Regions from separate parts of the Mus musculus genome. Here all the other regions are linked to region 1. The links are chromatin loops, found by intact Hi-C in ENCODE. Cell type or tissue: gastrocnemius. All regions are shown on one strand. Region 1 overlaps Gm34583 (a long non-coding RNA gene). Region 2 holds the start of Ociad1 (OCIA domain containing 1). Region 3 has its middle 22 kb from the start of Slain2. Region 4 holds the start of Fryl (FRY like transcription coactivator).

Evidence for each region. A loop is a pair of places that touch in the nucleus more often than their neighbours do. Peaks named below come from ENCODE experiments on the same cell type or tissue, not always from the same donor. Only the 100,000 strongest peaks of a DNase experiment are listed, where the experiment ranks them.
Region 2: it touches region 1 in a loop (2.8-fold over the local background); 7 of 42 quality-filtered maps call a loop at or near these places.
Region 3: it touches region 1 in a loop (2.0-fold over the local background); 7 of 42 quality-filtered maps call a loop at or near these places.
Region 4: it touches region 1 in a loop (3-fold over the local background); 4 of 42 quality-filtered maps call a loop at or near these places.

The regions. Positions count from the first base shown.
Region 1 is chr5:73,375,613-73,383,612 of GRCm38, reverse strand. It overlaps Gm34583 (a long non-coding RNA gene), which reads right to left. Exons shown (of 8, transcript XR_377017.2): 3 at 6,999-7,111; 4 at 5,581-5,686; 5 at 4,894-5,018; 6 at 3,851-4,049; 7 at 2,194-2,347. Among named protein-coding and RNA genes, the nearest start is that of Gm34583, 8.7 kb to the right of the region's middle. In gastrocnemius, CTCF peaks have their summits at 401 (motif pointing right), 673 (motif pointing right) and 3,481 (motif pointing right); DNase peaks (open chromatin) are centred at 396, 695, 2,333 and 3,493.
Region 2 is chr5:73,289,454-73,297,453 of GRCm38, reverse strand. It overlaps Ociad1 (OCIA domain containing 1), which reads right to left and starts at 4,660. Exons shown (of 9, transcript NM_023429.4): 1 at 4,478-4,660; 2 at 3,107-3,169; 3 at 2,448-2,528. The coding sequence starts at 3,164. In gastrocnemius, CTCF peaks have their summits at 3,019 (motif pointing left) and 4,899; DNase peaks (open chromatin) are centred at 4,713 and 5,598; H3K4me3 peaks cover 2,179 bases; H3K27ac peaks cover 2,460 bases.
Region 3 is chr5:72,888,204-72,896,203 of GRCm38, reverse strand. No RefSeq gene overlaps it. Among named protein-coding and RNA genes, the nearest start is that of Slain2, 22 kb to the left of the region's middle. In gastrocnemius, CTCF peaks have their summits at 1,992 (motif pointing right) and 4,530 (motif pointing left); a DNase peak (open chromatin) is centred at 4,529; H3K27ac peaks cover 491 bases.
Region 4 is chr5:73,253,191-73,261,190 of GRCm38, reverse strand. Fryl (FRY like transcription coactivator) reads left to right here and starts at 4,573. Exons shown (of 63, transcript NM_028194.2): 1 at 4,573-4,791. In gastrocnemius, CTCF peaks have their summits at 3,688 and 5,368; DNase peaks (open chromatin) are centred at 4,471, 5,164 and 5,441; H3K4me3 peaks cover 4,358 bases; H3K27ac peaks cover 4,475 bases.

The DNA.
Region 1 (8,000 bases):
CATAAATTTTACCACAAGAGACACATTGTCATGGACTGGCTGACAAATTCAGCTGGCTCAGTGTTGAGGCTTAGTTACTGCACAGGGAGACCAGGTGAATCTTGGAGTCTTACAAGGATGATTGCCATGTCCCCAAATGTGACCACACACCTCCAACTAGACATGCTGTCAATGAACTATTAATCTGGGAGAAGAGACTCTTTTCAACTCTAAATGGCAAAGAAGTGTTGATGAACCAGGACAGAAGAAAGTCTAAATTGACTGAGTTCTTATTCTTGCTGATAAAAAATATTGCCGAATGGCTTTTTGAAGATTTCTCTTATTTTTAATTGTATGCATATGAGTGAGTACCAGCAGAGGGCACCATCGCATCTCCTGAAGTTGCAGTTACAGGTAATTAGAAGCTGCCCAACACAGATTCTGAGAACTCATTTCTCCAGATCTTCACAGTGGTTTTGTGTTTTCCAATGTATGAATGTGTGTGTGTGTGTGTGTGTGTGTGTGTGTGTGTGTGTGTGTGTGTGTGTGTGTGTGTGTGTGTTTAATTTTAAAGAGAGTCCTTATAACTGAGTAAGCCACAAGTTCCATAAAGCCTGCCCAGAAGTATCAGTCAATAGTCTTGTACCTCCTTATTAGTAAGATGAGATTACTGTGGTCTCTGGGGTCTAAGCTATACTCAACGCTTGCCACCAGGTGGCAGTGTTGTATAGCAATTCCAAATAACAGCATTTATAATGGAAGACATCAAGGTGAAAGATGGATGTACAAAAGTATGTATACATTTTTGAGACAGGGTTTCTTCTATGTAATTCTGGTTGTTCTAGAACTCACTATGTAGACCAGGCTGGTCTTGAACTCACAAAGATCTTCCTGCCCCTGCCTCCCAAGTGCTAAGATTAAAGGTATGCACTACTATGCCCAGTGAAATTTCATTTTTAATACTTCCTTGCACCAAATGTTTCATTTTTGGCTTTGGATGTGTTTTGGGAAAGATGCAAACCATACGTGTAACTATTTCGTACAGTTAAGTTGCTGTGTTCATGAAATAGCATACCAATCCTGTCTCATGTTGTAACCAGCAACCTATTACCAGTGTGCATGCTTTGGAGTTGTGTGACATTAGAAGGGACTCTAAGATGAATACTCTTCCCTGTTATACAGCTTCCCTTCTTATAGAGAGGTCATGATGCTTGCATCTAAGGAGAGCTTCGAAACTTCAAGGCAAACACTCATTCGCCGGCTCTGACACATAACCAAACTAAAAGCCAAAACCACGACAAGCGTGACTGTGTAATGGCAATGTGAAGGTAGCACCCCAGGTTCTGTATCCCTAGGACACAGAAAGGGCACAGGACCAATAATGAGAGCCAGTGTGTCCCCGGGGCTGGCTCTGTGCGGCCTGGGTCCCGCATTCCAGTTATGATGTCAAGTGATGCTATTTCCTGTGTGCAGATAAAGAAACTGGGTCACAGCTATTATGCAACTTACTGGTATTGTGCAGATCCTAAATGTCCCTCAAAGGTCAGCATGGTAAAAAGCCACTCATGGCACTGCTGGGAGGTGGGAAACTGGAGTCTGATGAGAGGAAATTAGGTTGCTGGTGTGTGCTGTTTAAGGGCGTGGGGAGGGTGTCTCTCTCTCTCTCTCTCTCTCTCTCTCTCTCTCTCTCTCTCTCTCTCTCCCTCCCTCCCTCCCTCCCTCCCCTTCTCCCTCTCCCTCTTCCTTTCCCTCCCTCCCTCTTCCCCAGCCTTCTTTCTCTGCCCTAACAATGAGGTGAGCAGTTTCGCTCTGCCATCTCCCTTCCCTCTGCTCCCATCTCTTCTGCCAGAGCACACCGCCTCATCAGAAGCTCAGAATCAACAGGCTTGGGCTGGTGAGCTGGTGACATCGATCAGTAAGGTGATCGCATGGAAATGTGAGGACCAGAGTTCACATTCAACAAGAAAGGGAGGCAGAGTACTGACTGCTTATAATCCTGGTACTGGGAAGCCGGAATGAGAAGATCCTGAGGCTTCGGAGTCACTGAAAAGCCTTGTTTCCGAAAATAAGGTGGAAAGGAAGGTACAGACACCCAAACCCACAGTCAGACAGACAGACAGACATGTGAGTACCCACACTCGCACGCACACACCAGACTAGACAAACCAATCATGGACTGAAACAAGCAAACAAGCAAAATAAACAAAATTAGACCTTTCCTCTATGCATGCTGTTTATTTTAGATGTCTGTCACAGGGCTGGAAACCTGAAGTCACGGTGTCAGTGACGTAGCCAAGCTCAGCATCATGTCTGTCACATAGCTGCCAAGCTATTCTGCCTTCTGCTACAAGCCCAGTCTGCTTTGCTCCTGTCAAGAGAGGGCATCACTCTAGAATAATCAGTAGGCTGTCACAAGAACACAAGCTTTGCGACAGTCTAGTCTTTAAGCAGTGGGAGAAGATGGGACTGTTTCCCCTGGCCCCACCCATTGGGAATGCTACACTGCCCCAGAGGAAAGAGAAAGAACTCTCTTCTCCCCGTTCTAGCAATGGATCGGGACAGCAGCCGGTGTTGGACCACTGAGGGTTCTTGGCACTTGTTCCTTGTGTTAGCCTCTGCTTGTCTAGCTCTCTGAGAACAGAGAGTACCTTCATTCCCGCCCACCAATCACCCATCCTCAGATCTTGCTGCGGCTTCCGCCCTGCAGGAAGCCTGTCTCAGGGAGGCTCCCAGGAGTAACCCATTAGCCACCTCCTCCTCTTTAGGCCTCATCCCTCTTACCTGGGTTTTATAGCGCTTCTCCTTCCCAACTATGCTTCCCTCTGTCTTCATCCTTCCTCGGCAGACTCCCCTTCCCCTTGTCTCTCTCCTCTTCTGGCTCACTCCTCTCTCTTTCTCATCGTTCTAGCCTCAGCTGTCCCCAGAGCCTGGAAAGTCTAGCACAGCGTTGTTCTAGTCTCTTCTTTACTTGGCTCATCTTTCCTGCACGTCGTCATGTACCTTGCTCTCTTGGATGTCCTCACCCACTAAGTCCAAAATCTCTTCTACTCACTCACTGCGTTCCCTTTGTGATTTGCCCGTCTTGGTGATGGCAATGCCATGCCCCAAAGCTGCATCATCTATACCCAGCAACTGTGAGATCAGCAAGGGGTGGAGACATTTCTTCCACCTTCCCCAATCTTACCCTGTTGGCTTGCATCCACCGCCAGTCTCCTACGTCAGCCTCACGGTCCTCTATATTAGCACACAGCAATACCTTTTATGGTCTTCCAGCCTTTTCTCCCCACTACCCCACCTACCCCCAACTTCCTCCCCATCACACTTTTCTTCCTAAAACCAGGACAGAGATGTCAGTCCCTGACTCTAAGATAGTAGGTGGATTCTCTGGGTGTGTACCATGTTCTGGCAATGATATAGTTTAAGAACTCCTAAGCCCTTATTGCTCCTAAATTCATCTCTGCCTATACATGCCCACTCTGTTCCTTTGCTCAGACTGAAAATTTTGGCCACACGGGGGCACTCTTATCCACAGCTAGACAGTGGAGAGACTGTGAGCCTCTTAGTGACTGGGCCTGTGGATCTGTAGCTTACTCTGCCCAAAACTATTTAATCTCCCTGTGCCTTGCTTCTTTGACCTGTGAAATAGCTACAACATCCTTTCCTGAAGGATGACAAGTGATCGAACGAATATTTATGGAGCATCTCTGCCAATGCAGGGAGCACTGCTCCCAATAAATATCAGTTCCTTCTGTGCGCTTACTTCCCCTTACTTTTTAAATGTGGCCCCTCGACTTCAGCAAAGCAACACTCTGGGTACTCAGCACTCAGTACTTGGCACTCAGTACTCAGAACCAGAACCATCATTTCTTACCTTTGTTCTGAATTTGTTTTCTCTTGTGGAGTGGAACATTGTCAAAGTAGACAAAGTAGTTAGGAGGCTGAAGCAGTGGATCGGGAGCTTCATGCTAGCCTGGGCTACACAGAGAGATTCTGTCAAAGGAAGAGAGAGCCGGATGGTGGTGTCTTCTGTATCTTTGCATCTTAGGCATCTCATTCTGTGCATAGATCCACTGAAGAGAAAACAACAACTGTGTTTACCTACTGATGCCGAGGCTCTCGGACTCTTAGTGTAGTCCCTGGAAATTAAGTGTCAATATGCATTGTGTTGAAGTATCCTGGGCATTTTCATATTGAACTGAATAATTGCTTACCCTGATACAATAAAACCTTTTAAGCCCATTCTCTTGTAGAGAAGGCAGCTTTGAAGCCCAGTCTTACATTTTGTAACATTTGTAAGGAGACCAGTTGGTGAAGTAGCTCACTAGGAAGTGGCCATTGTCTTGGCTTGTTCATTATTTTAACGAAGTTTTAAACTAAGGTGGTTAGCCTTGCTCGTTTCTCTTGAAGCATTCATTCCTGTTACTTTTTTCCTCTTTGTCTCCCCTTACTACAATGCAAATGTCCAAAAGTCTGACATCATGTCTGACTTACTGCTGTGTTACCAAAGCCTAAAGCAACATTTAATACTTGTTGACTAGGGGTTGGAGAGATGGCTCAGTGGTTAAAAGCAGTGACTACTCTTCAAGATGACCTGAGTTTAACTTCCAGCACCCACATAGTGCCTTACAACTATCTTTAATTCCAGTTCCAGGGAAATGGATGCCCTCTTCTGGTCTCTGAGGGCACCAGGCACTCACTCAGGGCACACATATACATGTAGACAAAACACCAAAACACATGAAATAAAATAATAACAAGTACATGTTGACTAAATGATGAATTTATGTATGCTGTCTTCTAATATTTAGTAGACTATGAGTCACAAAAAGTGTTGTGCTTCCCAGAATGTTTAAGAAACTAATGGAAATACTAGATGTTATAATATTTACTCATAGCTCCATTTGTATGACCCACCAGTGACCTGAGTTCTCATGTCACATGTCTGCTTGAGCTTCTGAGCCTTTGTCTACAGTTCTGCAGCCTTCCTGGACCCAGAGTCCACCTTCTCCTTCATTGCTTGAAGACATCGCCTCTTCCTACTGGGGAAAGCAGAGAACCTGACACAGCCCTTCTCAATGCCCCTTTCCTGTTTGGGTGTTCGCCATACTCAAAATTGCTGCCCCATTTCTCACACAGTTGGATGTCTGCACACTCTCCTTTCTAGAATTCTCTTCCAGCCTGTGCCTGAGTTGTAGCACAGATAACATTTCTCATGAAGCCTTCTTGACTCTATCCCTCATACAGCTTTCCTTGACCTCTTAGGTACAGTTTTTTTTTAAGGTGGTCCTAAAGGACAACAAGGCAGACCCTGTGCAAAGCATGAAGGGGGGGGGGGTTAATTGTGGGTTTGCTATCTTGAAGGAATGTCAGTCTGTGCTCAATTGTAAAGAAGTACTACTTGAGAGTGGTACCATTCTGTCTTAGACCATAAATGGCTGAAGAGCCACCTTTGTATCCCATGGGCCATCTTGAAGTTCTGTGGCCAAGAAAATTATGTTTTGGGGTTATTTAAGAATATTCTGGTTTTCTGTACTTGCTTGTATACACATACACACACACACACACACACACACACACACACACACACACATACACACTTACCTGACCTTCACATAGCATCTCCCCAAGGAAGCCTTCCACCTTCGTTCCCAGAATAAGGTCAGTTTCCCTGTGGCCAGTCAGCAGATGCAGACAAGAAAGCTCTGTGCTAAAAAAAGATTATTTTTTAAAGTTAGCCCAGAAGTGGGGGGAAGAAAGAGGTGAAGGCTGAGAGAGTTATGATGTATACTGAAACCTGGAGAGGGGAGAGCAGGATGGTGGGCATTTGCCACAAGGCCAGGGAGGGCGCTTCCAAAAGAATCGGTCAGCACGGCACCTGCCAGCCTCACCACAGAACAATCTAGGATTTTAGTGAAGGGAATGAGCTCGCAGGTCTCATGGATCTCGGTGTGGGGACCCCTAGAAACCTCTCACTACATGAAAGAAGCCAGCCACAGTTACCTCCATCTTGAAATTCTATTTCCAGTCAGCAAAATAGGCAGAGAGAAAAAAAAGTAGACTTGGATTGTGCTAGGGAATGGGCAGTAGCTTACCACATGTCTACACGCACACACACGTGCACACACACACACACACACACACACACACACACACACACACAGGTACATGAACACAGAGAGATCAAGGCTAACCTGGGCTGCTTAGTGAATCTGAGGTCAGTCTGGGTTATACAGAGAGAATTTGTCTCCCCCCCCAAAAAAAATTAATAAATAAGCAGAGATGTATACTTTAAGGTGCATTTTAGACTGTGTAAATTGCATCTCAATAGAGCTGTGTTCCTTTTGTGTTACTGTTCTGAGTTGGCACAAAGTGACAGGATCTTTATAAAGCTAGGAATTTGTAAAAGCACGGCTTATTTTCTCAAGGAATGCACAACTGATGAGATAAAGAGTAATCTATATGAAATGCTAAAGAATATGCAAGTTACCCCATGTGCAAGATGATAATTTACACCAAGAGAATGTCTCCATCCATGAGGAAACCACTCCTAACATTTTTAATATCATATAAAAACACTAGATGCAGTTTAAAAGTCCAAAATAGAAAGTGATTAAAGTGTGACAATCCATCTGTGTGGAAAGACACGTTGGTGAGAATTTGGAATAACATGGCGGAAATCATAGTGAAATTTTTGTATATGGTCCAAGAAGGCAGAAGAACGGGGCTACCAATATCATCAGGCATATCCATGTGCAAGCTCAGAATGCTCAGACTATTCATAGAGTTAGGGGGCACTCCAGGCTGAGCAGGAATTTAAGAAGTACAAAAGGCAGCTAAGGGCTGTGTAGTTCAGATGGCGGAGTGCTTGAACAAAGCCCTGGGTTCCATCCCCAGCAATGAACGCACAGCATGGTCACACATGCCTGTAACCCAGAACTCAGGAAGTGGATGCAAGTGACTCAAAAGTTCAAGGTCAGGCTGGAACGATAACTCAGTGGTAGAGCATTTGCCTAGCTTACGTGCTTCCAAGTCCTAGGTCCAATCCTCAGTCCTGGGCATCGGGAGAGGGGCGAGGCCGAGGTCATCTATGGCCATAGAGGGAGTTAGAGGGCAGTCTGGATTCCATGAGACCCTGTCTCAAAGTTAAAACAAATAAAAGTCCATGTGGGTGTATTGTAAAATATTCTTGTCCCCATGATTGTCCTTTAGTTCTTGGCTCTCCTGTCCCGGAGGCAACCAAGCATGTGCTTAAGAAAGTCAACAAGCACACCAGGACAGGAGACCTCCAGTAGCCAATGGAAGGATGGTTTCTAGGCTAAGCAACCATCCCAGGACAGAAGGGGGCGGGGAATGGTGTTTCTAACTACCTCTTCTCCCAAGCGGTTCACCCTAAAGGATCTTAGCGCATGCCTTCCCTAGCACGAGGTCCACACTGGCATGCTGGGGCTCCTTTGATCCTGTAAGTTTTTTTCCACTTTTCTCCCTAATCCTAAAATCGCTTTAACTGGAACTTTTCATGCATCACTGAAGATAAAAGACTTCAGATGGCAGCGTCGGGTGAACTGGACGTGGAAAATTTATCACACTAAGGCAAGACTGGTCCTGAAGTGCCACCGGCAGGCTGACTCTGGGGTCTGTGCCTAGCCACCTACCTACCGAGCTTTCCCTCTAAATTAACTAACCTGTGTCTTCTCCAGTACAGTTTAAGAGGAAAGGGCCTCTTATGATTGCCTGGCAATTTTGTTCCCTTTGGTTGTTATTTGGTTTGTGATGCCGGGAAGCAAACCTGGTGCCCAGAACCTGGTGCACACCAGGCAAGCCCTCTACCGCCGATGTACAACCTCAGCCCGTGGGTCGCTGTTGTTGCTGTTGTTTTAGATCTGAATACAGCATTTAATGTTTAAAAGTATGTCCATGTCCCTCGGGGCTGCTTGAAACACCGAACAACACAGAATAAATGAAGAGGGCCGAGTGACAGCCGAGCCCACCAACTCAGTCCCAAGGCACCGAGGTCACACTGC
Region 2 (8,000 bases), 86 kb after region 1:
GTTTACAGATGTCAAAAGGGTGTAAACTTTATAATCAGTACATTTCCAGGGAATTATAGTTACTTTACTATTCTGTTCTGATCAATACTCACAAGCCAATACTCTCCTAAGTTCCATTACTCATTTGCATAAATATGTATTTCATATATAGCATTCCATATCTAAGAAATGTTATAAAATGTTCTATTACATGACTATTATATCGTCCTGATACCTATACCTATTTAAATTCTTATCATCTGGTTATATATTCCCAAAGTTTGGTGCTGTTATGATAGAGAACACTTAGTTCATCTCTGTTTTAAGAGTCTAAAGCAGTCCTATCAGGGAGGCACAAGGGCAGCCTAGACTATATAGTGAGTTCCAGAAAACAGAGCTCTATCTCACAAAACAAACAAAAAAGTTAATTATTAAATTAATATTAAATTAATTGCATATTAATCTTTTGTCTAGTAGCTCAGATAGAAATACAACAGCAAGCTAGTTTTCATCTGTCCTTATTTCTCTCTTCAAGTTGGAATTAACATGTTGTAATTAAAAAAGTATCTTATTGTTCATTTATCACTTTACTTTATATGAAATCCTGCCTTCAGATAGATCACTGCCCTTCAATACAATTTAAGCATAATGTTACTGGTATTTTAAGTGACACACACAAAAGCATAAATTTATCAGAAATAAATCTGGACACAATAGTATCCATTATCTTAACACATTACATTTCATACCCACATACCAAGTCTAGTCTTTCCATGGAGAATCTTGGATTAGCCGATTCTCAGGTCAACTTACTGCACCTCCAGGGCCAGACTCAAACTCAAGACCCTTCTGTCTCTGCCTCCTAAGGACCAGGATTGCAGGGGTTTCTTTCTTAACCCTATGTCATCAAGTCTTTGGAAACAATTTGTTGCACCATAAATGCAAACCATCCATACTAAATTTATTTCCCCAGACAAATAGTATACCTTAAATGAGTACTCTTATAAATTAAGTATCTTGATGTTATCATCTGACCTTTATTTTTTATTTATTCCCTCTTATTAACCTTTTAGAAAACTGCCATTTTACATCCTTTAAAAACTGGAATACTACTATGGCATTCCTATGGAGGTCAGAGGCAGCTTTTGGGAGTGGTTTCTCTCCTTCCCTTGAGTGGATTCTATACACTGGACTCAAAGCTTGGCAGACTTTCCCACTGAGCCATCCTCCAGCGCCCTTCCTTCTTTGTTTCTACCCCTTTTTAAAATCATATCCTGCAGGGCTAGGGGGATGGCTCAGCAGCTGAAAGAACTGACCACTCTTCCCGAGGGCTGGCGTCCACATGGTAGCTCAAAACAGTTTCTAACTCCAGTAGCAAGTGAAGTGACACCGTGTTCTGGCTTCCTCAGGCCCTGAATACATGTAGCCCACAGACATACAACACAGGCAAAACACCCACACATATCAAATAAAAATAAAGATGCTTTAAAAATCCTTACAGTCAGCCAGGCATGGTGGCTCACACCTTTAATCCCAGCACTCAGGAAGCAGAGGCAGGTTGGATTTCTGAGTTCGAGGCCAGCCTGGTCTACAAAGTGAGTTCCAGGCCAGCCAGGTCTACAATAGACAAACAACATCATTATCCTAATCATAAGATCTGTAGTCAGAAAGCGAGAGTTGATAGTCTAATAACTCCTCACTATAGGGAAAGGCAACAAAGGCACCAGTTGTTACAGCAGTCATTAAATGTAAGAGTTAAAACCCCAACCAAGCCTGTGACTCAGACACACCTGACTTGGAGAAACAACAGTGACTTACCAGCTACCGCGTAACACAAGTAGACACATTTAACACCTCTAAGTCTTAGTTCCTTCATCTCTAAAGGGAGAGAACTTTACTAACCTATTTTCATGCTATTACTACTGACAATTTCCTTAATCTCTATTAGTAATAACCACAATATCCCAAAAGTGTCCCAATATAGTCTATAAATTATACTTTCAAACATGCATTTAGGTCAAGTTTGTAAGTGAAGGTTTTGGATGGAATTATGCTAATTAGAAAAAATGATGAGCCAGAGCTGGAGCGATGGCTCAGTGGTAATGTGCATGAACTGCAAACACTAGGCTCTGAGTTCTGATCACCAATACACATCTAAGGAGGCAGAGACGGAAGATCCTGCGGGCTCATGGCTGGCCAATTTAGCCAAATGATGGAAACTCCAGGTTCAGTGAGAAAGATGGACCAGGTGTTGGTGGAGACGCACGCCTTTAATCCCAACATTCAAGAGGCAAAGGATCTCTGTGAGCTGAGGCCAGCCTGGTCTACAGATCGAGTTCGAGCACAGCCAAGGCTACACAGAGAGACCATTTCTCACTGCCTTCTTCCCTCTGCACATGCACATACACAGGTACCACAGAACCACCCAAGAACATTCTTTAAAACAGTTCTTAGACAGGATAACTCACATCTGAACCAGAAGCACTCTTCATGGCACTCTGCAAAGAGTCTCCACTCCTCCTCTGTCGGAATATAACCGCCTCCTATGTCTTTTAAAGAAAGATTGGAAGTCATTTTCTCAAAAGCCTAAAAAGTTAGCTTTGTCTACTAATAACAAGAACATTTAAAAAATAAAACTAAGACAACTGGCTTGTCACTTATTTTTAAAATCAATTTTGACTTCCTACAGAATTTATTCTTACTACCCACTAGTCAGACAGGCAAGACACGGTGCTAAATGAAAATATGTAAAACAAACCCCCACCCCTGTTCAGATAATAAGAAATTTAGAGACAGTAACAAGAGAATATTTAAGCTGCGTGTGTGACTATGTCACACCCATAAGACCAGCCCGATTTCTGTTACTCAGGCAAATAAAATGTCCTTACCCAGAAAGTGTTACAAATTATAAATACTTAATATGGAAGTTACCAGGAGGGGCTGGAGAGATGGCTCAGCAGTTAAGAGCACTGACTGCTCTTCCAAAGGTTCTGAGTTCAAATCCCAGAAACCACATGGTGGCTCACAACCACCCATAATGAGATCTGATGCCCTCTTCTGGTGTGTCTGAAGACAGCTACAGTATACTTACATATAATAAATAAATAAATATTTTTTAAAAAGTTACCGGGAATAGGTCTTGACACTTGTGCATTCGGTTCTCGAAAATCAGCCCTCCCATTCATAGTTCCTGTATCAGAAACATTTATATCCAAATATTACAAAGTATCAGAATAAACCCCCCTAACCAGTCTACCTGTAAATCAACAAATATTTACTGAACATTAAACATTTTTACAGTTAGTTGTATTTTACGTGCATGGTGCTTTGCTTGTATACACTAACATGCCTGGTGCCTGAGATCAGATGACACCTGATCCCCAGGAACTGGGAGTTCCAGATGGTTGTGATACTGTGATAGGACATGTGGGTACTGGAAACTCTGCAAGGGCCAGTGCTCTTACCTGCTGAGTTATCTCTTCAGGCCCCGACTTTTACATTTCAACTACCTGACATAAAAAAATAACTGAATGAAAAAGGGTCATAAACATATCTGAACTAATTATTCACATTCGACCCTTTGATTGAAAAACGGGTACATCAAAACAATGGAAAAAAATTCCCTTCTAAGGCTAGGTTATGTTATTTCACATTATTCTGTACCTTGACTCAAAAACAAAACAAAAACTACAACCATATCCAAATGATTAGGGAAAAACCTCAAGTCACTTCTAGGTTTCCAATTAAAACGAAACTGCATTGTATCCCCTAACTCAGCAGTCAAAAAATAATGACGTCACATTTTCTGCAGGTAGCTACGCTAATGGCAAACTTCCCTGTACCAGCCCAAGTAATCTTCAAACATCTTAAATAAATTTTAAAATCCAAGAGCAAATATATTCTTTCGCCTTCCTTTAAACTTAGACCTCAGCATTTCAGACAAAATAAGGAGTACGTCTTCGCTGAAACAAACGCATCGCAGTATGACTTACTGGATGCCAACAGCAAAGCACCTTTCTGTAATTCGTTTAGTCACTAAAATCATCACCTATTGCATACCTATATCCCTTCAAAGAAAAAGGTTTCAGAAAAGGTAAACTGAACTCTTGGACAGATGAAGCATTCAGAGGAAGCTTCTCAAACTGCAAAACCCTACCAAAAAAGAAAAAAAAAAAAAAAGAAAGAAAGAAAATCTCGTCCCCAGGGAGGCTGGAGGGCAGTGCGACCTGTCTGATCACTACAGCTCAAAGCTGTAATCATAAAGAACAAGGCTCAAGCGAGGCAGTAGCCGCGGACGCCAGCACTCCTGTCCCTGACCTGCCACCCCACCTCGGCCATCGCGGCTTTCCCCACCCCTCCATGCAGGTCTCCCGGTGCCCGAGTCACCGGCGCTGCAGCAGAGCCCAGGCCCGCAGTGCGACCGGACACCTCCGGGCAGGAAAATGGCGGCTGCGGGCGAGGGTGGGAGACTGGCGGAAAGCCGCGCCACCACACCCACCTCACGATGGAGGCGGCAACGCTGGGAGCAGGACCCGGGGTAGAGGCCGGGAGAGGACCCCAGAGACAGGCACAGCGGACAACGCGGGAAGCGGGGAGGGGAAAGAGGGCAGCTTCCAAGCGATCGCCAAGATGTCACCCACACACGAGCGCCAGCAGGCCGACACCCGGAAGCAGTACCCTTGACGGGAAATGACGTCAGGACAGCGCTGGGAAACAGCGGCGGGCCAGTTTCTCAATACTCACGGATGTCGATCACGCCCCGTCCAACTAGTCCCGCCCCTTTCACCGCCCCCCACCCCGCCCCAGGCCGCGGCGCTCCAGAGCTGCACTGCGGCTGCGCGAGTTAAGGCCTGCAGCTCAGCTCTGCCTCTAGGTTCGATGCTCTTGTGACATACCCCAGAGACTGTTCAGTGACAAGCCAGTAGGGACATTTTGGAACCCCTCCATCCTCAAGTCCCCTCCTTATCCCATGACTTTCCTTGGACTTCCCTAATTTTAAGATTTACAGAAATTTTCTTATGCTTTAAGCCTCTAGGCTAGGTAGTGAATTTTAAGCGTGAACTCTTAAGTTAACTGTCAGAACCTCCAGTCTAGTGTCCGATTGATTCTAACACTAGAGTCAGGATACACTCCAACTCGGAGACTCAGAATTTACTCATCTGAATAACAGAAATAATGTGTGTTTCACAGTTTTGGGTTAAAACAAGTCTGAAAAGGAGTTTAGGCTCTGGGGCTGTATTACCAGGAGACTATATTTTAATGCTAGGAGACCAACTTTTCGTCAGAGCTCAGGCTGCCACTCCTAACCACCAACTATTCATTTCTTACACTGATCCTAGGCATGTTTACTGAGTGCGTATACTGAACCAAGTCCTGAAAGTATATCGTTGATACCTCTGATAGCTCCAGCCCACGAAGTTATGAACTCCTATAATTGTCAGACTTCCCACCATTCCTCATTTCATATGTTTTTCACTGGTTCTATGGCATCCACGAACTTGTCTGTATGCTTATTTAAGAGAGAAAGTCATGTAAAACATGAATCCGGAGTCATGGCTAGACCTCTATGGCTCCTGAACCCCACACTAAGGACGAACTCAAACATAACTTGGGTGAGCTCCAAAGCCTTCCTGGAAGCTGATGCCCATCCAATGGAGAAAGGCGATAGGATTTGTTAACCATCTTAGACCCTTGCTATGGCACCAGGAACGTGGGGATCACCAGAAATCACGGAACTTTAAGCTCAGCTGTGAAAGCCTTGGGTTCCATCCTTGTGATCAGAGCAGCTGTGGTGTACCCACTGGAGACCCTCAAAAGATTGCTTCCACGAACATGCCCTCCTGAAGAGTCAAGAGCTCAGAGGCACATCCTTTTCTCAAAGGTACAAAATTGAGCATATATGCTTGGGAGAAAGATGTATTAAGAGGCATAGCTGGCAAGCTGCCCATGATTTGGAAAGTAACTTTAATTAAGCTCATTAGTTCACCAAGCATGACTTGATGGAATTATTCCTTCCATTTGCCATTGTTCTTTGAGAGGAATAGAGACATCCCTGGAAGAGTCTTTAACAAGCACTCTTTCAAATATCTTCATTGAGCAAATAGCCAAGGCGGTATCAGCCCAGCTTTACCTGTTAGATATTACTTTTGTTTTTCAGAAGTCACTTTATTTGTTTTTAAGTATTTATTTATTTTTATTTCTGTGTGTGGCTGCATGAGTCTATGTGTACCATGTATACCCCCACAGGTACAGGAACTGGAGTTACGGGCAGATGTAAGCTACCTGATGAGGGTGTAGGAAATTGAACCCAGATAATCTGAAGGACAGTAAGTGTCCTTAGTTTCCAAGGTATAGCACCAGCCCTGTTAGCCTGTTAGACATTACTGTGAAACCATTATTAAAGGAATATGTCAGAGTATTCCTTAATTCATAAAAATTCAAGCAATCTAATGAATTTCTTCTTGACTTCAGTGACATCAAAGTTTCCCTTTTTAGCTGCACTCTTTTTTTAATTTTAATTTGTATTAGTGTGTGTGTGTTACAGCACTCTGTGGAGGTCAAAGGAGATTTTTCCAGGGTTGGTTCTCTCTTTCCACCTTGGGATCAGGGGATCAAACTCAGGCTGTAAGACTTGTGTGACTGCCAGGCAGTGGTGGCGCACAACTTTGATCCCAGCACTTGGGAGGCAGAGGCAGGTGGATTTCTGAGGTCAAGGCCACCCTAGTCTACAGAGTGAGTTCTAGGACAGCCAGGGTTACATGAGAAACCCTGACTGGAAAAAACAAAAAACAAAACAAAACAAACAAACAAAAAAGACTTGTGTGACTTGCTAAGTCATCTCCTCAGTGCTGGATGGATTTTTAAGATTTAAAATTGCAATTATTATTGTTGCACTTGTGTGTGTGTGTGTGTGTGTGTGTGTGTGTGTGTGTGTCCTGCCTATGTATGTGGAAGGGCACACTTACCTGTACATACATGTTTAGAGGCCAGAGCTTGACTTTGGGTGTTTTTCTCTATATTCTTCATCGTTTAAAAATAACAATTATTCAATGTATCTGCAGTTGTGTTCTATGAGGGTAAGTATTTTGCCTTATCAGTTCTTAGAAATCATTAGAAAGAAATCACTATAAAGTTCATAGACTATGCAATTACAAGACAGAGGTCTACTATTTACATGCTTTTGGCAAATTATGCATTTTGTGTTCTTTTTCTGGGAGAAAGAAAGGAAGAAAGCAAGAAAGAAAGGAGAGAAAGAAAAGAATTAGAAGTCCTTTTGAGTGAGAGCTCTATACTAATGCAAAATCTGGTTTTTATTTGCCTACTAATGAGGCTAGGAGGTCTGTATTGTTCAAAAAAATGCAATGTCATAGAAGCCAGAGTCAAAGACTATCCCCGAAAGGAGAATGTGGTCAAACCAAATGTTCATAAGGACTGTGAGTCAGCTACTAACTGCATCAGTAAGGTTATTTATAACGTTTCCAAGTATTATTTCATTCAAATCTAGATTATAGGGTAGGGCAAAATAAATCCAGATTATAATGTACTAGGAAAAGAACAGCCAGTGCCAATGTGTGGAAAAGTATTGATTAGTCTTTCCAGAAGTTTAGCTCTTTGAAGAAGGCATATCTAAATGGTAGTTAAGGGAAAATATGAGAACTCAGTGAAGGGTAGCTTTTGTTTTATAAACCTGTACAGACTTGGCTTTGTTCACAAACATAAACTGCAGGCAAAGAGAAGGGATTGAAAATGGCGGGAGGAGAAGGTGAGGGAGGAAATAGAAGGTAGACAGGTACTTCATGACCGTATCCCAGTCAACCTACAAGGTTCTGTGCGCTCACCCAGACGTTGGACAGACCCCTGTGTCTGTATTTCCAGCAACTTTTTGAGAGCAGCTAAAAAGGAAAAAGATTTACAGCGAGTAACCGTGGGGTGGAGCATACCTGGCTATTGCCAAGTAACTGTGGGATGGAGCTTAGACAAAATGCTACCTGAAGCCAACAACTGACTTTCTTGTAGAAGCA
Region 3 (8,000 bases), 490 kb after region 1:
TTACGGACAAGAACCAGCACGCCCAGTGGAATAAGAGTATTTTGCGTAGACTCTATTATAACATAGTCATCATCCAGGAGAGAGGGAGGGTATGCTGGGTGGTGGGATTGAGGGACTCAGAGGCAAGAGATGGATGGTATGTGTGTGTGTGTGTGTGTGTGTGTGTGTGTGTGTGTGTGTGTGTGTGGTGTGAGCTGCAGTTAAAGCAGCTGGCTGCTCGTGGCACTAATTGCTGTGGGTAGGGATAAGAAACAAGAGCGCTAGCCAGCAGGGAATGGCGGCTGTGACACCTTGTGTTCAGGAGAATAAGCTTGGTGGTTATTCTATGGGCAATGAGGCATCACACGGGCATCTAGAATGGGTTACAGGGCTATTTGTGCTTTAGGCAGATCACTCTGGTTGAAGAATGGATTTGAAGGTTATTTATGGAAAGCTCTGTGTTTATTTGAGTGAGAATGACTCCAACAAGCTAATGAGAGAGGAGAGGCAGTAGGTGGCGGGCAGGGTACAGGGGTGACGGCTTCATTCATTCACCGGGGGGCTGGGTGAGAAGGATGGCCAGAGGTTTCTCCAGAGCATCCAGCCTGAGCCATTTAATTTCCATCATCTTCCCACCAAGTGACGTAACTGAATGCCAGCAGCGCCCTGTGTAGCACTCTACAGTCCAAGATCTCGAGCTTCCCCAGATATGTGCACAAAACAAGGCCAAAGGTCTCCAAGAGAATCAGGACAAGCAAATAGCCTGACCGCATCTTCACGCTCAGGGACAGGAGCCAGAAACGAAAGCTCGCTCGCGCTCAGGTGACAAGCTAACCTGGCTTGTCCTCTCACCCTGCCCCCATTCCCTATTTCTTCTTACCTCGTCTGTGGATGTGCAGCGATGTTAATACAAGAAAGACTGAGGCAAGTGTGAATGATAGCAAGCTCTTCCCAGAGCACTTTGCTCCAAGAGTTCTGCAGTCCTCACAGACGTAATGGCACCCTATCTGAGATCCAAGTATTTCTTGATGTGGAAAAATATGTGTCTCAGGGTTTTATTGCTGTGAACAGACACCATGGCCAAGGTAACTCTTTGTTTGTTTGTTTGTTTGTTTTTTCGAGACTGGCTGTCCTGGAACTCACTTTGTAGACCAGGCTGGCCTCGAACTCTGAAATCTGCCTGCCTCTGCCTCCCGAGTGCTGGGATTAAAGGCGTGCACCACCATGCCCAGCTCCAAGGTAACTCTTATAAAGACAACATTTAATTGGGGCTGGCTTACAGGTTCATAAATTTAGTCCAGTATCACCAAGGCAGGAGCATGGCAACATCCAGGCAGGCATGGTGCAGGAGGAGCTGAGAGTTCTACATCTTCATCTGCAGGCCTCTAAGAGAAGACTCACTTCCAGGCAGCTAGGACTAGGGTATTAAAGCCCACACCCACAGTGACACACCTACTCCAACAAGGCCATACCTCCTAATAGTGCCACTTGCTGGCCCAAGAATATACAAACAATCACAATATGTATATGTATAAAATATGTGCTTGCTTCAGCAAAACCCACAGTATTAAACAACAGGAAAAAACCTCCATGTAAAAAATATTCCATACCTTATTAAATTGGGACACACCTATGCTTTCTCTAATGTTCTAAAATAATTGAACGAAAGAACGCTTCTATTATTGCTAAGAAGAAGCAAAACATTAAAGGTATATACTATCATAAAGACAAATTTTATGAAAGTACAGAAGAAACTAGTGCTGAAGCCTGGCTATGATGGGATATGTTTGTAAGCACACTGGGATTAGCTAAGCCAAGAGGATCAAGAATGTGGGGTCGGCCTAGGTTACATAGCAAGCATCTTTCTCTCAAAAGCAAGCAAGCAAACAAACAAACAAAAGCATAGAATAAGTAGGAAGAAATTATACCAAAGAGCTATGATTGGGGTGATTTCTGCTTATTTTAGTGAAGATTTTATGTATGGGTATTTTGCCCCCATGGATGTCTGTATACCACGTGCGTGCAGTGCCAGAGGAGGCCAGAAGAGGGCGCCAGATTTCGGGGAACTGGAGTGACAACGATTTTGCAGGTCCTCTGAAGAGTGCAAGTGCACTTGACAGCTGAGTCATTTCTCCAATTTTTAACAAATTCATAAAAAATTTTTTTCAGGATGTGAGGGAAGGGTCTCTCCCACTGTATCTATCTCCACTTCTTAGATCAACTTTAAGGTGATAAGGTGATCTTGATAGTGCAAGATCGGCTAACCTACACAGTTCGTTTGGACTTCTGGGCCAGTTCCCTTGACAAAGTACAGCATTAACCCTGTGATGCCAGAACGAAGGCTTCAGACTTTAAATCCAGTTTCTGGGCCCTCCAGGAACTGTCTTTTTGTAATTAACAAAAAGACACCAAGCACGGTCTGAGGATGGCTATGGATAATCAGATTCTTAAGAATTGGTTATCATCAGTCAGACCACATGAAAGGGATGGGGGGAGGGGCGGATACTGTATTAAAACCTGCCAACTGCATCAGTGATCAGCAAGACTTCTTTTCAAATTCCCTTCACATGGTGCCATAGAAAGAGTTAAGAAATGTTCTATGTGTTCAGGAAGGAAAGGGGAGGAAGCCAAATGTCAAGAGATCACCTGGGATCGGGGACATACAGAATTGGGGCTGGCAGGTTAAGCAGGTCTGGGACTGAGACAGTAAACTTAATCTGTGGCTTGGTGGCTTCTGCCAAGAAGGTGGCTCATGGGAAAAAAAAAAGGGTGTGTGTGTCATTTGACCTAGATACTGGTTGGGGAAAACAAATCTATGTAGAAATAAACATAAAAAAGATGGTGGAAGGCAAGCTACTCAGTGTTGCAGAAGGGCGTACAGATGAAGAGAGAAGCCAAGGTTGTCTTTACAGACTTGCCGTGATATCATGGTTTATGAGTTACAGATGTTGGCTATGTATAGGTATGAGTTACAGATGTTGGCTATGTATAGGTATGAGTTACAGATGTTGGCTATGTATAGGTACAGTATGGATGGGCGTGGGGGTCTGTTTGGCAAGAATGCCTGGTAAGAGTGGCATCTTGGTAACAGTGAGCACGCCTCACACCAGTTTGGTGTCTAAAGTAATTGACTGAAAGGACCTGGAGCTCACTGGAGAAGTTTCCAATTCCAGGTTGCCGAGGGAGACCCAAGATAAGATAAAGATCATTTTGCAACTGAGAATAGGGAAGGTCTCAGGTCTACAGGACATGTTAAAGAGGATCCCACTTGCCAAATTTGGGACAACATTAGCACCAAAAATAAATATTAGTTGTGGATTCTAAGCCAAAGAGTAAAATGAAATATGCCATATATTGGCATGCAGAAGTGAATGAATGTGTAAGTGAGTGTCCATATTATAATAGCCTGCCAAGTAGGGAAGGTAAAAGAAACAACAGAGTCAGGAGGCAGCAGCTGCTAACAGTTGAGGAAACAGTTGGTCAAAGTTTCACTAGAGAAAGGATGCTTGTATGGTCCCAACCTGTTATCCCATCAACATACTGGGTTTGGGTTTGTTTGTTTGTTTGTTTGTTTGTTTTAACTAGGAGCCGGAAACATTATTCACTTAGCAACAGAGAAACAAAATAGTTGCTCATTAAAGAGACAAGTTGATGCTGCGTGCCTCCTGATTTTGTTCTGAGAAAAGAAAATTGAGTGAGGGATGGAGGGAATATAGATGATTGATGGATGGGCAGATAGAAAGACAGACAGAATGTTAAAGCACCATTAAGCAGTGAATCCGAGTCCTAGATGAAGAGGATATAATACCTTTAGGCTCGTGTTGTATAATTTTCTCCCCCCCTCCCATTATTTTTTTTTAGAAAGTACCATATCCTTTTAAAAAATTAGGTATTTATTTCATTTACATTTCCAATGCTATCCCAAAAGTCCCCCACATGCTCCCCCACCCACCCACTCCCACTTCTTGGCCCTGGCGTTCCCCTGTACTGGGGCATATAAAGTTTGCACAACCAATGGGCCTCTCTTTCCAGTGATGGCTGACTAGGCCATCTTTTGATACATATGCAGCTAGAGTCAAGAGCTCCGGGGTACTGGTTAGTTCATAATGTTGTTGCACCTATAGGGTTGCAGATCTCTTTAGCTCCTTGGATACTTTCTCTAGCTCCTCCATTGGGGGCCCTGTGATCCATCCAATAGCTGACTGTGAGCATCCACTTCTGTGTTTGCTAGGCCCCAGCACAGTCTCACAAGAGACAGCTATATCTGGGTCCTTTCAGCAAAAAATATAACTCTTAGAAAAACACCACTGACACAGTATGAGTGAGTAAATTGGCTAGGAGAGACAGTAAGTATTTGAGGTGTGAGATGCAAGACGCGAGACGTGAGGTGCAATCTCAGTTACCACCAGGATCCGGATCACAATCCCGGTGACATTCCGGCAGCTAGTGTCCACACCCTTCAAAGTAAAAAGTCAATACCTCGAGGTAACAGAGAGACAATGCAGTAACCTCGCCGAAAGCCAGGAAGCGCCACCTAGTGGCAAGAAGGAGACTTTACTATGGAATTCAAACTGCGGGGGCCCATTTGGGCTCCTACCAGCCAGGGCGTCAAAATCCCCAGGGTGATCTATCTTCAGCTAGCTTGATAAAGTCAAATTTACCAAGTGTCTTAATGATTACTGAAAAGTTTTTTTTTTTCCTGAGAGGATTTAGTTTTCGTTTGTTTGATTTGTTTTTTAATGCAAGAATACTTTGCAAGGCTGGGTGGTGCACAGCATCTGTCTTTAATCCCAGCATTTGAACTCAGTGAGCCTCCTGCCTCTGTCTTCCGAGTGCTGGGGTTAAGGCACCAGCCGGGCTCAGCTGCAACAAGTGTTCTTAACCACCATCTCTCTATCCCTCTCAATATTTTATTTATTTAGAGGAAAACCTTCTGAAGCAAAGATGGCAAAAAATATGTAAATAACGTAGAAAAGACCACGTATTGGACATTGATTTATTTAGTGAGTTATAGAAAGCACTGCTGTACTGCCTAGTTACCAAGCGTGACTTGCTTCTGTTCTAGGTACCCTTGCTACCTGGAACAGAAAGCCCGGGAGCCGAAACAATGGGCCATATCCTTTAACAACCTGCTGACTGCTGACTGCCACATAGGCTTCTGTAAGATCTACACTGTTCACTCCACACTGTGGGTTTAGACCAGTGTTTCTCAAGCTTCACAATGCTGAGACCCTTTAATACAGTTCTTCATGCTGTGCTGACCCCCAGCCATACAATCATTATCGTCGCTAATTCATCACTGTGATTTTACGAGTGCCATGAATTGTAATGTAAATATCTGATAGTGACCTCTGTGAAACAGTTGTCCCTAAAGGGGTCACAACCTACAGGTTGAGAACCACTGTTTTAGAGTAGAAAATGAAACTACAAATAGGACCCGATCCTGAGGGCTTTCAGGAACGATCCTGACTTCAGTCTACCCATGACATCTCTTCCTCTCCCCTCTGTGTCAGAGTGCTTATTCCAGAAAGATAGGCACTATTTAAATAGAGATGGTGAGACTAAAGGGGTAGTCCAGTGGTTAGGATCACTTGCTGTTCTTCTAGAGAACCCCGGTTCAATTCCCAGCACCCACGTGGTGGCTCACAGCTATGTTACTCCAGTTCTTCTTCTTCTTCTTCTTCTTCTTCTTCTTCTTCTTCTTCTTCTTCTTCTTCTTCTTCTTCTTCTTCTTCTTCTTCTTCTTCTTCTTTTGTTTTTGTTTGTTTGTTTGTTTGTTTTTTGGTTTTTCGAGACAGGGTTTCTCTGTGTAGCCCTGGCTGTCCTGGAACTCACTTTGTAGGACCAGGCTGGCCTCGAACTCAGAAATCTGCCTGCCTCTGCCTCTCAAGTGCTGGGATTAAAGGCGTGTGCCACCCCGGTTTACTCCAGTTCTAATCCAGTGCTTTCACCTGCCCTCTGTAAGCATGGCACACATGTGGCACGCAGGCAAAACATTCATATACATGAAATAATAAAAAAGAATTAAAAATTGACATGGTAAAGCGAGGTGTGGTGGTGCATGCTTTTAATCCTAGCACTTGGGAGTTGGGAGGCAGACAGAGCTCTGTGAGTTCCAATCCAGCTGGGGCTACAGAGTGGAACACACACACACACACAGAGAGAGAGAGAGAGAGAGAGAGAGAGAGAGAGAGAGAGAGAGAGACAGAGAGACAGAGAGACAGAGACAGAAAGAGACAGAGACAGAGCGAGAGACAGAGAGAGACAGAGAGACAGAGAGAGAGAGAAAGACAGAGACAGAGAGAGAGACAGAGACAGACAGAGACAGACAGAGACAGACAGACAGACACAGACAGACAGAGACAGAGACACGCACACACACACAGAGGAATTTTGAGATGATAGGCCAATGCTTAGGATATTTTCTGTAGATTTGGGATATTTGATAATTTTAAAAATTAGGTTATTAAAGAAAACATTAAAATTATAGAAGTATTGCAGTTTACCAGGGTGCTGGGCATGGAACCCAGGGCCTCACAGGTGCCATACAAGCACTGTAGCACAGCTAAGTCCCCTCTCACTAGTGTAACAATCGACTGAGCCACTCATGTCTATAATGATGTAAAGACGTTCATCAGATTTATCGTATGTGTTTGCATCCTAACCTGGACCCCAGGCGCTCTGTGCTTTGTGTTGCAGGATTTGAACAGATAGTTTAAATCCACAGCCCCCAAAAGCACGTTGTCCAAGACAAAGCCTGTGTGCAAGTTCAACAACAGCAACAACAACAACAACAACAACAACAGCAACAACACCTTACTGACCTGTGTAAGAGTAGAGGAATCTTGGGAAGTCCTTTCAAATCATACTGTCATTGGGCACTGAGGGATGGGAGGGTGGGCACCCAACCAAGACAATCCTGGAAACAAGCGTTCTTTGATTTTAACTGGAGTTTACCCTTACATCAGAAAGTTATCCTAGGGACAGAATTAACTTGTAAGTATGGGTGTTAGGTGTGTGGGTATGTGCCAAAGCACACTTGTGAAAGGCAGGGGACAAGCTTCAGGGACTGATTTTCTCCTTATGGGTCCTAGGGATTGAATTTAGGTCTTCCATCAGAATTGGCAGCAAGCCCCTGAGCTGTCTCTGTTGTCTAGAGTGCTTTTGTATTGTTCCTTCTTCATTGTTCTGATGTAGTAAACACTCCCCGGCTGTCCTTCCTTATATCTATGTGGGAAAGTTTCATTGGCACAAGGACACCCTTAGCTTTACAAGGTGTGGCTGGCTTTCTTCCTAATGGCTGTACCTGACACTCAACAGAAAATCGCATCCTCTCCTAGGCCAGTACTGAAAGCCTTTCCAGTCGGAGGAAAGTCAAGCTTTGAATCTTTATTGCTTCACTTTGTAATTTGCACTTGTAATTACCAGCAGGCAGAACTTGTGTTTCTATGTTTTACGGTTAGGTTTTCTTCGAAACACACCTGTTTATGTTCTTGGCCCATTTTTATAGATGTTATTTTCTCTTTCATCTGTCTGACTTCTATTTATTATGGATTTTACCATTTTCCCCTGCTGGGCATTATGAGCACTTTCTCTCACATATTATTTGGTGACTTTAATGCGCATTCGATAAACAAAATATTTGAATGCAACGTAATGAAAGTTATGGCCTCCATGTCCCCAATTAGTTTTTAATTGACCAATAAAAGTGCCACTGGCCAGTGCTGGGAAAAAGGAGGTGGGGCGGGACCCTTAGAGTTGCGCAGGCTAAGATGCAGGGAGAGAGAGAGAGAGATCATTATACTTGGGAAAGAGAGCCAGAACAGACTCAGAGCTGTAGAGAAGATCATTTAAAATATAGGCAGAAAGGGAAAGCAGCTCATAGGAGGGCTGCCTGGTAGCGCCTTGGGCAGCAAAGAGGAAGGGGGCATCACAGAAGGTAATCGGGCAGCAAAGTCAAGGTAGATTTGGAAGGTGTTCAGACAGAGTACTGGAGGGAAGGGCACGCCAGTTGCGGGAGG
Region 4 (8,000 bases), 120 kb after region 1:
ATGTGCTCATTGTCAGATCCCATGGCACATTCCAGCAATCAGGAGGTAGAGTCAGGCAGATCTCTTGAGTTTGGGGCCAGCCTGGTCTACAGAGCTAGTTCCAGAATAGACAGCGTTACATAGAGAAATGCTGTCTTGAAAAACCCTTAAAAAAAAAAAAAAAAAAAACAATTTCTAGCCGGGCAGTGGTGGCGCACGCCTTTAATCCCAGCACTTGGGAGGCAGAGGCAGGCGGATTTCTGAGTTTGAGGCCAGCCTGGTCTACAAAGTGAGTTCCAGGACAGCCAGGGCTACACAGAGAAACCCTGTCTCGAAAAAACAAAAACAAAAACAAAAACAAAAACAAAAACAAAAACAAAACAAAACAAATGCCTCCCCAAAACCAAAAAACCAGTTTCTGGGGCTGGTGAGATGGCTCAGCGGGTAGGAGCACTGACTGCTCTTCCAAAGGTCCTGAGTTCAAATCCAAGTAACCACGTGGTGGCTCACAACCATCCGTAATGAGATCTGATACCCTCTTCTGGAAGTGTCTGAAGACATATGTATAATAATAAATAAATCTTTAAAAAAACAAAAACAAATAAACCAACCAGTTTCTGTGTTTAATAATGAGAACAGGAAATACATTTTATGTATTGTTTATTGTTTATACTATTACTTTGCAAAACAAAGAATTGATATGGTTTATGTCAGTTCCCTATTTTCTTTGAATATTTTACAAGTGTATGAAATAAAGGGTGTAGGAGGACAGCCTGGGTAACACCTTGGCACCGAAGATAGATTTACAACAGAATATCATGAAATTGCAATGCTCTTAGAATGCTACTCAGGCCTAGACTGGATTTCACTTGTGAGCTGACTTTTCTCCCTCATCATTTCAGTTTCCTGTGCACTCCCAGAAAGCCTTTTGTGAGGCCAGCTAGCACAGTAAATGGTGTGGAAGCAAAGTCACACACGTGTGGCCTTGCTCTTCCAGAGCAAACAAGGATGGTGAAAGAGACAGAAGAGAAGCGTCTCGCTTCTGTCTTCAGTGTGAGGCCTGTCATTAGGACAGTACCCACGTGGTAAGAAAGTCGCACCAAGAATAAATCAGGGAGGGCCTCATAAGGAAAGCAAAGCCCTGTCCTGGGCCAGCCACTCGATGGATGGCTAGGAAAGTCCTCCAGGAAGGAAAGGAGGGAAGGTGAGACTCACAGAGGACACCATATGGCTACAGGCACTGAGGCTTGACTGTCAAGGAGGAATGATCAGGAAGAAACTTGAGAGGAGGCCTGGAGTCAGGTTATGAAGGGGCTTCTTTGTTTTGTCCAAGTGCTTAGATGATACCCAGTACATGTCTACACCCCTACAGTATTGTAAGCAGGATGGAATTGGAAATCCATCTAGGAAGTCCAGTGCGGGGCCTTTTATGTCTCAGTCAGTAGAACAGGCTGGACTGTAAACTGGTAAGTGCTGGTTTCAGTGCTGCTCTCAGTGGATGTCAGCTAGTTAACGGGAAAACACATTTAAACTCGGAAAGTGGGAGACCTGGGCCTTCTCTAAGAAACCAAGGAATCTTCCCAGAAGTTTTGTTCTTGTGCTATTTTCAAAATATGCATTTTAATTTTAAACTTAAAGATAGCAAATACACTTATTTTTCAGCTGCGTTTAATATATTAAGATCCACCTAGGGTGATTGGTGTTTCTGTCTCCTCCCGACACAAGTATCATTTCTTAACTGTTGAGAGCATAAATTCGACTACCTATCCTGAAGTATTCCATTGACTGGTTTGTTTGTTTGTCAACTGTATGTACCCAATTGTGCTATAGAACATTAAAAACCACTCTTCCTAGGAAGGCATGGTGGTATATGCCTGTAATCCCAACATGTGGTGCGATGGAGGTAGGAGGACGGGGAGTGCTAGGAAATCTACAGCCATATAGTGAGTTCAATACCAGCCTCCATGCCATGTGTGTGGGCTGAAATGGGCTGAATAGGTCTGTCATGGATAAGCGCAGAACAATCTTAAAATAACTCTGTGTGAAAGGTGATAAACTTGCCACAGTCAGTTAAAGAAAAAGAGAGCCTACAAGTAATTACGGCCGGCCTTCTGAGGCCACGAGCCCCGGGTGCTGGGGCAGAGCAGAGCACGGTTAGCTGGACCTCATAAAGCAGGGGCTTAGACTGAGCTGAAAAACTTTACCGAGATCCACACAAAAGCTACAGCTGTGTATACACTTACACCAGGTGCCTCTCTCCTGAGTATTACAACAGTCTTTTCTACTATAGTCTCGTGGATGACTAGAAGCCAGAAGACGCCTCAAAGCTTATCGAAGAGCTAGGATTATAACTAAGCAGCAGGGTGTGTATTTAACGTGCACAAGGCTCTGAATTCCACCCCTGGCACTGAGAAACAAAACAGAGCCAAGGAAAAACCCAACACACACCCAAAAGGCAAGTGTATAAGCAATAAATGAGCATCCTGAAAAAGAACACATATGTGCCTACACGTCTAAGGATGGTTACACAGACATACAGTTGACTGCGCACATGTACAGGTATAAGTGAGTACAAGTGTGAAGTCATACAAGTTCAGGTTCCTTGTCTTCATTCAGATTTAGTCAGCATGGATGGAAAATATTGGGAGGACGAGGGATTTAAATTATTGTTGGCGTGCACTATGTAGCAAGTCCCACCCTGATCACGTCTGCATTGGACATGCATAGATGTTATTGGTCATCATTCTCTCAGTGATCCAGTACAATAGTGAGTCCCATAGCACTGACATTGTGTTAGCTATTAGAGACACTCCAGCGTTTATTTTCAATATGTAGAGGACTCTGCATGCTACATGTCAATGGCATGTGATTTTATAGGAGACCTGAATAACGGAAGATTAGGGTATCCCTGGGGTGGGGGGTCTTTGAAGAAATTCCCTTGCAGATATGGGAAAGAGGGATGACTGTATCTGGAGGAGTAGGTTGGAAAGGGGGCTTAGTTAAAGGCCGTAATTGGGTGCTTGTATTTGTGAAGGCCTTATAAAACAGCTAGGTTCCCATCTCTTGTCTCAGCGTGTGACAATCGTGAGGGGCTGAGACTTTAGCTCACTGGTAGAGGACTTACCTTGAATGCATGAGTCCCTAAATTCATTCCCACTGCTGCAAAAATGTACAAACAATTTAAAAGGAAGGACCTGCAAACACCAATCAAGTCCCGCCTCTCTTACTGCTCCTCGATAATAATGGCTCTCTGAGTTCAGGAAAAAAGCCTTATCTCTCAACTGTCTATGCTTATTTCCCTCTCTCTAAGCTGGTCTGGTCTAGGGCGGCATTGGGCACAGCCACTTTCTTGGCACTACTGGAGGTGACTGCTGCACCTGTAGGGATCCTCTGACGTCGTCAAAGGATCGTCAAAAGTATCAAAGACCATAGAAAATAGAGAGAACACTTAACCTGTTCCTTACTATTTCTTGGCGGGTCCGAAAGCCATAACCACACTCAGGTTTTTTGGAAATAACCTTCGTTTCCTATATCTGGGGTAGGAACCTGGTGCTAAGTTAATGCAGATCCCGAGGTTGTCGCAGGATTCCTCTCCTTTAATGAGCAGGGTTCTGCCACTCAGGTTTCTCCTGGCGAGACTTCTCCCTCTTCCTTTGGGTAGATGTGCTTTCCCCGGAAAGGTGCCACTGTCCTTCAAAGACTAGCCCTCTGGTGTCCACATTTGTAACAAGAGGAACTTTGAGAATATCAGCAAAGAGGAATATATGTTTAATCTTTCCAAACAATTTTTAAAAATAATAAAAAATAGCATAGTCCCGCGCAAATGCCAGTATGACACACAGGACGTGACCTAAACGGAACTTCTAATGGGAAGAACTTAACGCTTTTCTGAACGTCCTATTGCAAGATAAACAAGGAAACCCCTGGGTTTGAAGACACCTTCGTTAATTCTTCCGGGTGCGTAAAGCCAGGAAGTCAAGGATGTGAGCAGAGTAGACAGGGAGTGTGAACTTGATTAATTCTCAGGAGCCAGTATTAGGATTTCAGGTGTTCTCACTCCATTCACGAAATAGGATTGGGCTCTCAGGATCCCGCAGCTGCTGTGGTGTGCTTTTTATCTGAAGATTTTTGCATCCTTTCCACCTCTCTTTCCCGCCTTCCTCAGTATAGGTTGTTTGTGCTCGACCTCTACCAACATTTAAAGGTACAGAGGCTTTGAGGGTGCCAAAATAGGGAAGACTTTACGACTGTCTTTCAGCCGTCCAGGGAGAGTGATAAAAGGTAAGGGGCGTGCAGACTTGCCTTTTCTTACCCAATCAGGTGCACAGGAAGATGTCTTTCTACCAATAAAAATAAAGTTAGCTTTCCGGAGGCGGGAGGGTGAGCCGTGACTGCCAGTTCTCCAAAGCAACGTTGGAGGCGAGGACCGAGAGTGATTAGAGGTAGGTCCAACCCGGGGGAGGGGGCGGGGCGAAGGTGGGGAAACTCTGAGCGGCGGGGAGGCCGGCCAGTGGAGGGCGAGGACCGCTGTTCCTGGTGTAGTATCCTTCGCCAATCAGGAAGGCGAGTGGGTGGGCGGGGCAGAGAAGGGGTGGGCAGAGCTCGCAGCACTGCCGGGCGCCCGTCGGGCTCTGGGAGAGACAGAAATCCGGTTAAAATCAGAGTCGGAGGGAGGTTTAACCACGAATCGGTCCCGATCGGATTATTCCTTAAAGGGGACGCGCCATTGTCAAAGAGAACGGAGCCTGGGGCCCGAGGGCGGGGACCGGCGGCGCTGGAGGAACGAGGCAGCTGCACGGGACTGGGGACCTGGTAGGTGCTGTTTGGGGAAAGGCGCTTCATTTCACTTTCTCTTCCAGCGCGGGGGCAGGATCCGGGATGCCCGCCGACCGTCGGCCGTAGGATCCGGGATGCCCGCCGACCGTCGGCCGTGGGATCCCGGGTCCCCGGCCCTGGCCCGGCTGCCCTTCTTGCTGCGAGCCGCGAGGGAGGCGGACCGGGATGGGCGGCTGCGGCGCCGACTGGGGAGGCTCCTAACGGACGCGGGCGCGGTACTGAGCCGGGGTCAACCGAAAGCCCGTCGGAGCTGCGGCAGACCCGTGGGGGAGCACCGCGCGCCCCGCTCTGCTGCGCGCCTCCTTCCCGGCCCGTGCCCGGCTCTCCCCGCGCTCCCGGCTGCCCTGGTCGCGCGCCGTCGTCTCCACGCTCGCTCCGCTCTTCCCGCGCGCCCGGCTGCCCTGAGCGCGCTCCCTGCGCCGCTCGGCGCGCCGGCTTGGTTCGCACGCCGCGGGTTCACCGCGACCCGGGAACCGCCCGGCGAGGAAGCGGGCGGCGGGGCGGTGGCGGCAGGCGCTACTGCTGGGTTGATCATCCGACCCGGCTGAAGGTGCCGGCAGGCGGCCTCGGGAGGAGAGGCGGCGGGCTCGCGCTGCGCGCCGAGGTTGCCGGCCCGGCCGGGCATTGTCCGCGATCCTCCGCCGCGTCTCTCCGCCCACTGCTTGCGGTGCTGGGAGGGGTGCGGACCTGGGCGCAGAGCCCACTCCGCCTGAAGCGACGGCGCACCCCCGGACCCGCGCCTTTCCGGAGCCGGGGTCGGCCCGGCGGACGCCAAAGTCACCGCCCGCCGCCGGGCCTGTGCAGCCCGGGCCACCGGCTTCGCAGACACCGGCGCTGGCTCCTCGCGGTCCGGAGCTCAGCCGTGCAACTTTTCTTTGCCTTCTAATGGGAGTTGTTGCTTCCGGGCGGCAGGTTCTCCCGGCCCGGCCGAGCCTCGTTTCTTGCGTCTGCAGAGGCCGATATCTAAGGCGATCTGGGGCCTGAATGCTTTACTACTAGTCCAGCTTTGTTCCTCATTACCTACAATCGCTTTGCTTGTAGACTTTCGAGGATATAAGTCCCAGGTTGCTGTGTTAATAAAAGAATAAATAAACGGGTGGGGGAATGGCTGAGGGGCTAGAGCTTCAGACAGAACTAAATGTGCTTTAACCTTTGAACTAGGGAAAGTATTACCGGGACTCCACGACAGAAGCTCTTCGAGGAGGGTAGAAGGGTCTGTAGGATTGGGGGGGGGGGGGAACAATGAACAACTTTTGATGGAAATAAAAGTTGGTTTTATAAACTGCTGTTCCGCCTAGCAGGTGCCTTCCATAAAGTTGATCTCCCCTACTGAATGCAGGCATTGTAACTACTTGCAGGCAGGCACTCTTGCTATTGGTGAATCAAATAAGAGGTCTTTGCACTGTGAACATTCTGCCGGTGTTGAACTTGTCAATACTTGCAGCAGAAATCATAGCTAGAAACAACACATCCCTTGTTGGAGTCCTTATTTAGAAAAGAATGTTTTCATAAGCCTTCATTTTGACAGTTTCTTGAGCAATGGTTTGTAGAGCGCTTGGAGGCGGCAAGCTGCAGCCTTATCAAGGAAGTAGCATCCGGCCTATGATTCTTTGGTCTTATTTTTGTTTCTTATTTTCAAATGTAGCCGCTGATCCTGGTTGCCTTGTGCTCTGTTACAGTATTTTGTACTTTGCAAGAATGAATTTTGTTGAGACACCTGGCCCGGGTGGGTTTTTTCCTTCCTTTAAGGCAATGCAGATTTTAAAATTTGTTTATCTTTAAGCTACTGTCTAAGAACTCTTGAGTGAATGCTGAACGTTCCCAATCTCAACAATAATAACACAGAAACTATATTTGGGAAACAAGTCCAACTTGAGACATTGATACTTGAGAGAGAATTCCCTTGATAATATCCATTTTTGTTCCACCTTATTATTTTAATTCTCCTGTGTTAACAATATCAGGCAAGTACCTGGTGGGCATAGTCTTCCTTGCTTATTATAGGAAGGAGGTGTTTAGAACAAATTTAAAATTTCCCGTTTTTACTTCCTTATTTAGTGGCATATTTAGACAAGAGACTTTCTAAACTTTAAAGAAGATCACACAAGGAGAAAGTGTTCAGGAGTGCTTACCTTTGAAATGCCTATGCATTATGTGCTGAATGGCATGCGTTTTTCTGTTTTCTGTGTACTGCATACATATTTCTAGATAACTATGAGTTATGACTGCTTAGAGATTGTTGGGAGAGCTGGGATGGTCCGCTCTGCCTTATTTCTTTGCAGATCCAGTGTGTAGCTGTATATTCAGTAGAGGAACTGTTTGAAGTCTGGCAGGAAAAGATGCTATCTTACAAAGGCTGTGGAAGATACATTGTTCTCTAACTGATACATATGATGCAAACTGCTCTCCTACTGAGCTGTATCCTCAGACCTAATGAGCTAGTTTTAACAGTAACAATTCCTACAGCGAGGCTTGAACCCAGGCCTTCTTGAATGCTAAGCAAGCACAGGACCACTGAGCCCAACACTCAACTTCCCCTATCCCCACTGGAAAACAACAAAATTGTTTCTGAGCAAGATTATACCAGTAAACAAAAAGTGGTTTTCAGATAAATCTATCTTAGCTGCAATATTCCTTGTTGGTGTATAAAATTGTGACTTAAGTCTATAATACCTGTTGGACAGCTATCTTCAGCAATGGCATTCACTTATTACAACTGTTAGAACTAGACTTGATCTACCATCGGCGTCTGTTAAGTACCTGCGTGTTTAAGTATAGGAAATAGAGTAGAAATAGCTGACAATCTAATTCAGAACTTTATTGGAGGGGATTAAAATGACTCTCCATGGGAGAAAGACAGGGAGGAGGTTTGCCAGAGCAGTAATAGTGACTCTGGAATCATGGGTAGAGAAACATTGAATGGGAGAAACCTAGATGATGTGGGAAATGTCACTGTGTTCAGTAAAGTATTTCACATAGGATATTTTTAGATGCGGATTGGGTATGAATGCTACTGTTTTAACTACAAATCTCTGAACTATTTTGGGGGCATCGGAGCTTGAGCTGTGAGTTCAGGTGTTGTTAGCTTCAGAATGGGCAGGTTCCATCCAACCAGACTAAGCTCATCACCCTGTCTGCAAGCCGGCCCTCTGTCCTCTTCATCAGAAGTGATTTCTCTCCTCTTG